3 separate regions of the Homo sapiens genome follow, and all the other regions are linked to region 2. The links are chromatin contacts, found by Hi-C or POLR2A ChIA-PET in ENCODE. All regions are on one chromosome and are shown on one strand. Each heading gives the region's core, a stretch centred on a gene start or an enhancer-like site at or near the end of the contact. The rest is flanking DNA. Distances are from core to core; before and after follow the strand shown. Region 1 overlaps GPRC5A (G protein-coupled receptor class C group 5 member A). Region 2 holds the start of FAM234B (family with sequence similarity 234 member B). Region 3 has its middle 24 kb from the start of DDX47.

What was found. A loop is a pair of places that touch in the nucleus more often than their neighbours do. ChIA-PET counts read pairs that join two places held with the same protein, here RNA polymerase II (POLR2A). Pooled maps may share reads with other maps.
Region 1: a pooled map shows a loop between it and region 2 (2.8-fold over the local background). The contact joins the enhancer-like site here to the promoter of FAM234B in region 2. A Hi-C loop is called at or near these places in 1 of 37 single-sample maps with no recorded cell type and 7 of 50 pooled maps. POLR2A ChIA-PET finds 5 or more read pairs at or near these places in 4 of 52 experiments (HEK293T, PC-3, WTC11 and 1 more).
Region 3: a loop to region 2 is called in a pooled map, with 8 times the contacts of the local background. The contact joins the enhancer-like site here to the promoter of FAM234B in region 2. A Hi-C loop is called at or near these places in 4 of 50 pooled maps. POLR2A ChIA-PET finds 5 or more read pairs at or near these places in 5 of 52 experiments (B cell, BJ, PC-9 and 2 more).

What each region holds. Positions count from the first base shown.
Region 1 is chr12:12,898,232-12,901,078 of GRCh38, reverse strand. All of the region lies in intron 1 of GPRC5A (G protein-coupled receptor class C group 5 member A), which reads right to left. Among named protein-coding and RNA genes, the nearest start is that of GPRC5A, 8.1 kb to the right of the region's middle. Within about 2 kb of position 1,523, at least 12 of the 41 ENCODE cell types and tissues checked have a DNase peak (open chromatin) inside an H3K27ac peak, as active enhancers do; they include PC-3, where a contact is called at or near this core.
Region 2 is chr12:13,043,072-13,045,943 of GRCh38, reverse strand. FAM234B (family with sequence similarity 234 member B) reads right to left here and starts at 1,563. Exons shown (of 13, transcript NM_020853.2): 1 at 1,504-1,563. The coding sequence starts at 1,540.
Region 3 is chr12:12,835,857-12,838,828 of GRCh38, reverse strand. No RefSeq gene overlaps it. Among named protein-coding and RNA genes, the nearest start is that of DDX47, 24 kb to the right of the region's middle. RefSeq lists an enhancer at 2,743-2,972. Within about 2 kb of position 1,693, at least 9 of the 41 ENCODE cell types and tissues checked have a DNase peak (open chromatin) inside an H3K27ac peak, as active enhancers do; they include PC-9, where a contact is called at or near this core.

The DNA of each region.
Region 1 (2,847 bases), core at 274-2,773, 140 kb after region 2:
TTAACACACAGCCATCCAGTAACACAAGGATGCCCACAGCTGAGATCCTGGAATCACTTGTTGCTGTCTTAAACCTTTTTGGAATGAATCTAGGCATGAAAGAAAGGGGTTTTTGGTTCTTTTGTTTGTTTGTTTTTTGGGTTTTTCTGGGTTGTTTTTTTTTTGTTTTTTTTTTTTTTTTTTTTTTGAGACGGAGTTTTTACTCTTGTTGCCCAGGCTGGAGTGCAATGGCATGATCTCAGCTCACTGCAACCACCATCTCCCAGGTTCAAGTGATTCTCCTGCCTCAGCCTCCCGAGTGGCTGGGATTACAGGCATGTGCCACCACACCCGGCTAATTTTGTATTTTTAGTAGAGATGGGGTTTCTCCATGTTGGTCAGGCTGGTCTCGACCTCCCGACCTCAGGCCCGCCTCGGCCTCCCAAAGTGCTGGGATTACAGGCGTGAGCCACTGTGCCCGGCCCCAAAAGAAAGGTTTAGAAAAACCAGTGGGGAAGAGGGAGAGGGAAGGGAAGAATAAGAACAAGAGGAAGAGGGAGGAAAGGAAGAGGAGGGCGAAGTCATTTCTTGGGTCAACTCCAAGCCCTCTGTTCCTCCTCCCCTTTAGGGAGAAGGGGTTTCAGCTGCCAGGCTGTGTGAACAAGTAAGTCACTTGACCTCTCAAAGCCTCCTCTCATCTATAAAATGCAGGACACGCTGCTGAACTACGTGGTCTGAACTCATGTTCAGCTCCACCGTTCACCCACCTGGGGAGCTTCATGTACAAAACTTCCAGATGTCTTTCTTTCTCCCCCTCATCCTCATTCTTGCCCCATCTCCTGTCATTAAAAGAGTATGTGCCACAAACTCCTACCCAAACTAAAAGCCAGGGCTAGAGGTAAGGTTGAAGGGTCTGAAGAAGAGACACAGCAAGGGACTGCCCACCTGAAGGACAAAGCCAGAGGCTCCTGGAGCAGCGCTGACCCTAGACATGGCCTTGACTGACACACAGCACTGACCACTGTGCAGGGAAAAACGTGAACATGTGATGAGTCTCCCGCTTTGGGTTTCTAACCTGAGACTCCTCTTCGCAACCAGAGAGATGGGGAAAGTGTGTAGAGTTGCTTGTGACTAGGCCTGGAAGTTTGCCCATGCTTATTCTACGCAGTCCTTCCCAGAGCATCTGAGAATGAATCATCTGGGGCCCAGAACCTTGCAAAGACAAACTGACTTTGTCTTCCTTCCTATGAGATTTCTCTCATTCTGTCAAAATGTGTCTTCGCGCCAGCCCAGCCCTGAAAATGTGTGACTTTCTAGCATTTTCATTTTTTCTCTATTCTCGAATTGCTACATTCAGTCAGTAGTAATAACAGTCATGATGTAATTATGAGTAAGAATAATGACAGCTACTGTCACCTCCTGAGTCCTATTATGAGTCAGGCACTATGCTGAGTAGTTATGTATTTTTACACATATTCTCTCATTTACATGCTTTTACATCCATTACCTCATTTAACATTCCTACAGCCCATTTTATAGGTGAGAAACCTAACAGAGTGAGGAAGGTACATGTCCAGTGTCACATGGTCAGAAAGAATAGCTCTTTATAAGTAGTCATAATCATAATTCAATCCTCCTTTTCACCTCTAAATCACTGTCATCATCTCTAGAGCTTTTCTCCCTGACCCCAACCTCTCTCCATTTAAACCACCATATATTCAAGCATTGGCTTGCTGAGAAGTCTCCAAAACAAGCAACCCTGGCCGGGGGCAGTAGCTTACGCCTGTAATCCCAGTACTTTGAGAGGCCGAGAGATGGGAGGACCACTCGAGCCCAGGAGTTTGAGACCAACCTGGGCAGCATAGTGAGACCCCCGCTGTACAAAAAGAAATTAAAAATTAGCCGGGTGCTAATTTAGCCAGGATCACACCTGTGATCCCCCTACTCGGAGGGTGAAGCAAGAGGATTGCTTGAGCCCAGGAACTCGAGGCTGCAGTGAACTATGATCATGCCATTGCACTCCAGCCTGGGCAACAGAGTGAGACCCTGTCTCAAAACAAAAAACTAAATAAATAAATATAAAATTGTGGCCACTGCCCTTGGAATGAATAATAATCACACTGACATACAACTAAGAAGTTATGGAATACATTAGGAATGCTGAGGGCACATGGAAAACAGTGACCCATTCTACCTAGTGGGGTTTTAAAATAATTATTTTTAATGTTTAATGCTTTAGGGAAGAAAGCAGGGAGATGAAACATGAAAGATGAACAGGAAATGGTAGGAGATTTTTATGAAGGTAGAAGAGACAGGGCTTTGGGAATGGAAAAGCCCAGGTTAACTCCCAGATTTCTGGCTTAGGCAACTGAGTGGCACCACTGTCAGAGCCTAGAAATACAGGCTTGAAAGGAGAGATGCTAAGTGTAGCTTTGTTGGCTCTTTGATAAATATGCGACCTGCACGTGGAGCTATCCAGGAATAACAAGTCAAAAGACCCAAGTCCTCTTGAGAGTTTCCTCTGAGCCATATATGGTTTCCTTTCTTTTTTCTTTTTTTTTTTCTTTTGAGACAAAGTCTCTCTGTCGCCCAGGCTGGAGTGATGCAATGGCACAATCACAGCTCACGGCAGCTTCGACTTCCTGGGCTCAGGTGATCCTCCTACCTCAGCCTCCTGAATAGCTGGGACAGGTGCGCACCACCACATCTAGCTACTTTTTGTATTTTTTGTAGAGGTGGGGTCTCGCTATGTTGCCCAGGCAGCTCTTCAACTCCTGAGGCTCAGGTGATCTGCCCGCCTCGGCCTCCCAAAGTACTGGGATTACAGGCACAAGCCACTGCTCCTGGCCATATATGGTGTTATTTAAT
Region 2 (2,872 bases), core at 314-2,813:
CAAAAGACCTCAAGAGTTGCTAAAGCAAGATTTTCATGCATTCTCATTCTTAGAGAATAACAATGACCTACACTGAAATTTTAAAAAAGGACTCTAAAAGAAAAAAAAAAAAGAAATAAAGCTAAATGTCTGACATCTTATTACCCCTCTGGGAGGACATCATTCTACACTAAGGATATACAAAGTAAAAAAGTAAAAAATTAATCCTGCAGGTAAAGGGCCACGTCTCTCCTTTAATTCCAGTGTTATGCACACATTCCAAGGCAGATGCTATCAGTGTTCCTTCCAATGTTCCAATGAGCCCATATTAAAAAAAATAATAATCTGTCTGAGGTCATGAAGTCTGGGGACAGAAACGCAAATTAATATCCAACCTAGCGTCATCCAAATGGCAAGGTTCGCTTCAGGGTAGCATACTGGAAGCTCCTTGAGAACAAGGACCCTGTAATCCCCCTGCAAGCTCAAACTAGCTATCCAACCAAAACCCAAATAGCCCTCTCTAGAGATAGCTATGAAAGCAACTGCTTTTCCCTCTAATACAAATTATCAGCAAATAAATGTTTATAGCTTAATGCTTAAAACTTACCTAGGTAGAGCCATCAATTTTTCTAAAGCCTAATGTTTAAAATTTACTTGGGTGGAATAAATATACTTTTATTTAAATATCAACTTTCTAACAGTACAATCCTACTCTGGAGGTTTAGGAGGAAAAAAAAAAAAAAAGGAAAAAAAACTTGGAGCTGCTGCCCGAAGTACTGAATCAGCTCTGGAAGTTGTCATCACCCCTAATGCTGCCTTAAAGAAGATTCCATACATTATCTTCAACTTATAGGTGCCAAATCATTTCCCATGCTTAATCTCGGCAGCTGGAGACTGACCAAGTGGAATCAAAAGCTCAGGATTTAGAGTGAAAAGACCCCTGACGTTCAAGGCCGAGCTTTCCCAATACTTGTGAGACCTTGGACAATTCACTTAGCCAAATAACTCTCATTTTCTCTTCTGTAAACTAGGAAGGGACGTAAATACCTGTCCCACCTGCCTCATGGATGCGTCGTTGCTGCCGTTAGGTGGAGGGGATGATCCACAGAGGGCCACTCGCCGTCCCGCCGCCCCCGCCCAGGTCCAGCCAAGACAGAAGGCGCCGGAGTCCCTGCGGTGCTGGGTCCGCGGCGCTCGGGAAGGATGCTCCTCTCGCCAGCCTCCCCTCGGGACAGCGGCGACCGGCGTTCTGACATTCCCCGCCGTAACACCTGCTCGGCGCCCTCTCCCCGCGCGTCTCCGGGTTCGCCCCGCGCCCGAGACCCCTGCCCCGCTGGGCGCCCCTCTCGCCCTCTGGTGGCACAGAGACCCCAGCCCCAAGGGACTGCACCCTCCTCGGCACCGGGCGCCTGCAGCTGAGTCTGGGTTGAGGCCAGGGCCCGACCGGCCTCGCCCCCAGAGCCTCGCCTCCCCTTATTCCAACACCGGCGGGGACTGGGTGGTCGCAAGCATGCGACTCCTTACCCGGCAGCTTGAGCGCCCTGGACAGCACGGTCGCCATGGCTGAGGCCCCGGTGCGCGTGCGCGCGCCCGCGTTCTGCCGGGAAGTGTAGTTCCGAGCGGCGGTGCGTGGGGCTGGGACCGGGAAAGGTGGGACCCGCTTGCTGGGGACAGAGCTGAGGGAGGCCAAGCCAGAGTACACGCTCCGCAGGCTTTTCTCCCACCCTACCTATGCAGGTCACCTCACCACTCTGAGTCTCACTTGCCTCGTCAGTGAAATGGGGAGAAAATACCCCGTAAGCTTGCAGTGAAAATGATTCGAAGGAGATATTTAAGGAGGTGTGGATTGTGCAATGTGCGTGGGCTTTGAAATCAGGCAGACTGGATTTGAATCCTGCCTGAATCACTTACTAGCTGGGCCATCTTGGGCAAGTCCCTTGGGGCGACTGAGCTGCCGCTGCTTTTTTTTAATTAAAGACATACTACCTACTTCACAAGCTTGCAATGAGAATTAAATGATACGACCTGTTTAAAACACACAGCACACAGTAGGCACCTAGTAAGAGTGTTTCTATTACGCTTCTTAGGTAGAAGTTGAAGTTTCCTGGAGCTCGAACCCTCATTTATTGCTCCCAGTTCTTTACAGGTGTCTACTCAGCACCCTACGCTGCAGCTTCTAGTTGAAGGGTGTAGAAGGAGGATCCGACTGTGTACATACATCCAATAGATGCAGCATCTCCAGCTCCTCAGATTTCAATGCTTGACCTTTAAGGCATCTGCACGCTCCCCGTAATCACCCCAGCTTTGCCTGAATGATTTTTGCGGAGAGCCCGATGCCCAGGAATTCCTCCTTCCTTGGCTCCCTGAGCTTTCCCCCACTTTGTCTTCCTTGTCCCTCTGGAAATCTCCTTCATCCCTCCATAACTTTTTTCCATTTTAACATAGGAACTGCAGCTTAGAATAGTATTTCTCAAATTTAATGTACTTTCTTTTCAATTAAAGAAAAAAATTCAAAGCAGCTGCCAAATGAATCAGGATCCTTACCTTTTACATAGAGAATACCTGTGTGTTCCTCTCTAGCTACTGAGTGGAATGTGAATACTTTTGCTGCCCAAACACCCACTGAGGTCACTGTGGAAAATGCAAACACCCAGGCCCTCTCTGACTTCTGAACTTGGCTTGCCTCAGGACCAGGCACAGTGGTGTAGAAGGAAGAACTGACTTGCTTCTTTCCCACACGCAAGTGATCAGCATTTTAGTGCAGGAATGCTAATACTGTGTTATCTTAGAACTGGAACAGATCCTAGAGGCTATCTAGTCCCACTCTCCTTGTTTTGTTTAAGAGAAAGCTGAGAAATAGAAAGGTAATGTAACTTCTGAGTGTCACAACAAA
Region 3 (2,972 bases), core at 444-2,943, 210 kb after region 2:
CCCGTGTCTACTAAAAATACAAAATTAGCCGGGCATGGTGGTGCATGCCTGTAATCCCAGCTACTTGGGAGGCTAAGGCAGGAGAATCCCTTGATCCTGGGAGGCAGAGGTTGCGGTGAGCCAAGATCACGTCATTGCACTCCAGCCTGGGCAACAAGAGCAAAACTCTGTCTCAAAAAAAAAAAAAAAAAAAAAGACTAGGCTGCAGTTTTAAAATATGACAAACAAGCTTTTCTGATCTGCAGTTTCCTCGAGAAATGACTCATGACCTCCAGTAAAAGAAATAATATATGCCAGTCACCTGGCAAACTCCTAACACACAGGAGGCTCTCCTCAGCCCTATTGTAAAGAATCACTTATTTACTATTTACCTTTTAGAGACAGGGTCTTACCCTGTCACCCAGGCTAGAACGCAGCAGCACAATCATAGCTTACTGCAATCTCATCCTCCAAGACTCAAATGATTGTCTTGTCTCAGCCTCCCAAGTAGCTAGGACCATAGGCGGGGTCCGCCATGCCCAGCTAATTTTTTATTATTTTTGTAGAGATGGGGTTCTGCTGTGTTACCCAGGCTGGTCTCAAACTCCTGGCCTCAAGCAATCCTCCCACCTTGGCCTCCCAAAGTGCTGGGATTATAGGCATGAGCCACCATGCCCTGTCCAAGAATCACTTATTTAAAACCAAACCAACAACCATTACAAATGTACAAATAGACGTATGTCAAATAAGAAATCTTTGGATAGTCCCCACTCTTGACCCACCCAGAAATCGCGACAGGGATGTTGGTTTTAAGTTGGCACTGGATTTAATAGCTTGGGTAAGAGAGTTTCTAAGATATCAGGAGTTACCAGTGGACTCCTCCCCCAAAAGAATGTGTGAGGACAAGAGCCAGCATCACATCAGTGAGAGCTGGCCCAGTATAAATGACCACCATGCTTGATTGCTGCTACTACTCTTTTGGACCCAGAAGGACAACTCCCCATCACTTTGGGCTGAAGGACATGTCTCTAGGATAAAATGAACGAACAAGCAGCTCACAGGTTACCCAGCACCAAGCTTATTTGATACAGGAGCACGGGCTGTGGACCAAGCCTACTGGATGGATACGCAGTGAGGAGAGAGGGAAGCAGTGAGGGGGGTCGGTGGCTCACAAACAACGTGTATTGGGATAGGCGGGGGAAAGAGTATTCCTGACTTACAGACTGGGGTAGGGGGTGGGGAAAGGAGCAAACAAAGCAAGTGGCTTCATCAACATCCCAGAGGGAAAGGCAGGCTTTGGAAAAGAACCAAGTGTTTGGAAGTTGACGAGGAGGGTCCACAGCCAGGGACCGCGCAGTAGAGACGACAGAGGAACGCGACCTTTTTTTCTAAGTGCATCTGAACTTGCCTTTACTTCGGGGCTCCCAGTCCCCATCCTCTGGGTCAACCTAGCAGATCTTCTTGAAGGCTGACACCCTTCACATACCTGTAGGTAGTTCTCCTCCCCACCCTGACCCCTGACCCCTAGTTCCAGTGGGACTGTCCTCCACTGTAGTCATACAAGGAGTCTGCCTCATCTGCCCCTGTGCCTCAGCCACAGCCCACTGTGAATCACTCGGCTCCAAATTAAAACTCCTTCCCTCTCCGGAGTGGTCTTTTCTTCCTTCTGCCATCTACTGGTGAAAACAAGAATGTCTTATTTTCTTACCTGCCTGTTGCCAATTTGAAAATAGCTTGGAACCTGAAAGTTCATTTGCATAGTACTTACTTGTTGTGTGGAACATACTGCATGAGTAATATGGAATTACACATATATACATACACACACACACACACATAACAAACAGTGTATTTAGTGTAAAGGGCAGAGGCTTGGAATCCAATTTGGCTTCAAATTTTTACTTAGCCCTTTACCAGCTGTATGATCTGGGTACGCTGCCAGTCTTCATCTATGCTAAAAGCCACAATTAATGATCATTATAATGACTAACACTTACTGATTGTTATCATGAGCCACAGTATAGTTCATTTAACTTCACAATGCTGTACTATAACTGTGTGTCTTCAGATAAGAAGGTTGAAACACAGGAAGGTTTAACAACTTGTCCAAAGTCTCACAGTTAGTCAGGGGCCGATTTGGCAAACTGGCTCCATAGCTCATATTGGGAACAATAATATCGACTGTTCGGGATTGTTCAAAGAACTAGAAATAATACAGGTCAAGCCGCCTGACACATCTTAGGTTTCAGAAAATGACAGATATTGAACATTTACTGCGTATGGGCCCTGTATGATATTAGTAATATCCACAAATTAGGCGCGGTCCCTGCCTAGTAGGAAGCACAATCACTATACAATACTAAGGCTAAGTTCAGCAAAAATAGCATCTGACTCTTTTTTCAGTATTGGTTTCCTAGTATCTGGCACACTGGCTAGGATATGGTGGACACTGGAAGGGAAGGAGGAAAGAAACAGAATTTTAAAAACTAGGTTCGAGATTCTGTGAGGCAGGCCAGGTGTGGTGGCTCACACCTGTAATCCTAGAACTTTGGGAGGCCGAGGCAGATGGATCACCTGAGGTCGGGAGTTCGAGACCAGCCTGACAAACATGGCACCCTGCCTCTATTAAAAATACAAAAATTAGCCCGGCATGGTGGCACATGCCTGTAATTCCAGCTACTTGGGAGGCTGAGGTGGGAGAATTGCTTGAATCTGGGAGGTGGAGGTTGCAGTGAGCCAAGATTGCACCATTGCACTTCAGCCTGGGTGACAGAGACTCCATCTCAAAAAAAAAAAAAAAAAAGATTCTGTGACAGAGATAGGCTTGACGGTCTTCTTTCCATATTAACAAATGAGAAAACTCAAGGTTCAGAGAGGTTTAGTAACTCCCACAAGGTCACACAGCAACAGTGAACAGTCCGATGACTTACACTTTCCCCACCTGTTCCTTTCCCAATTCCTCCTGCTCCTTCCGGCCTCTTTGACGGCACTGG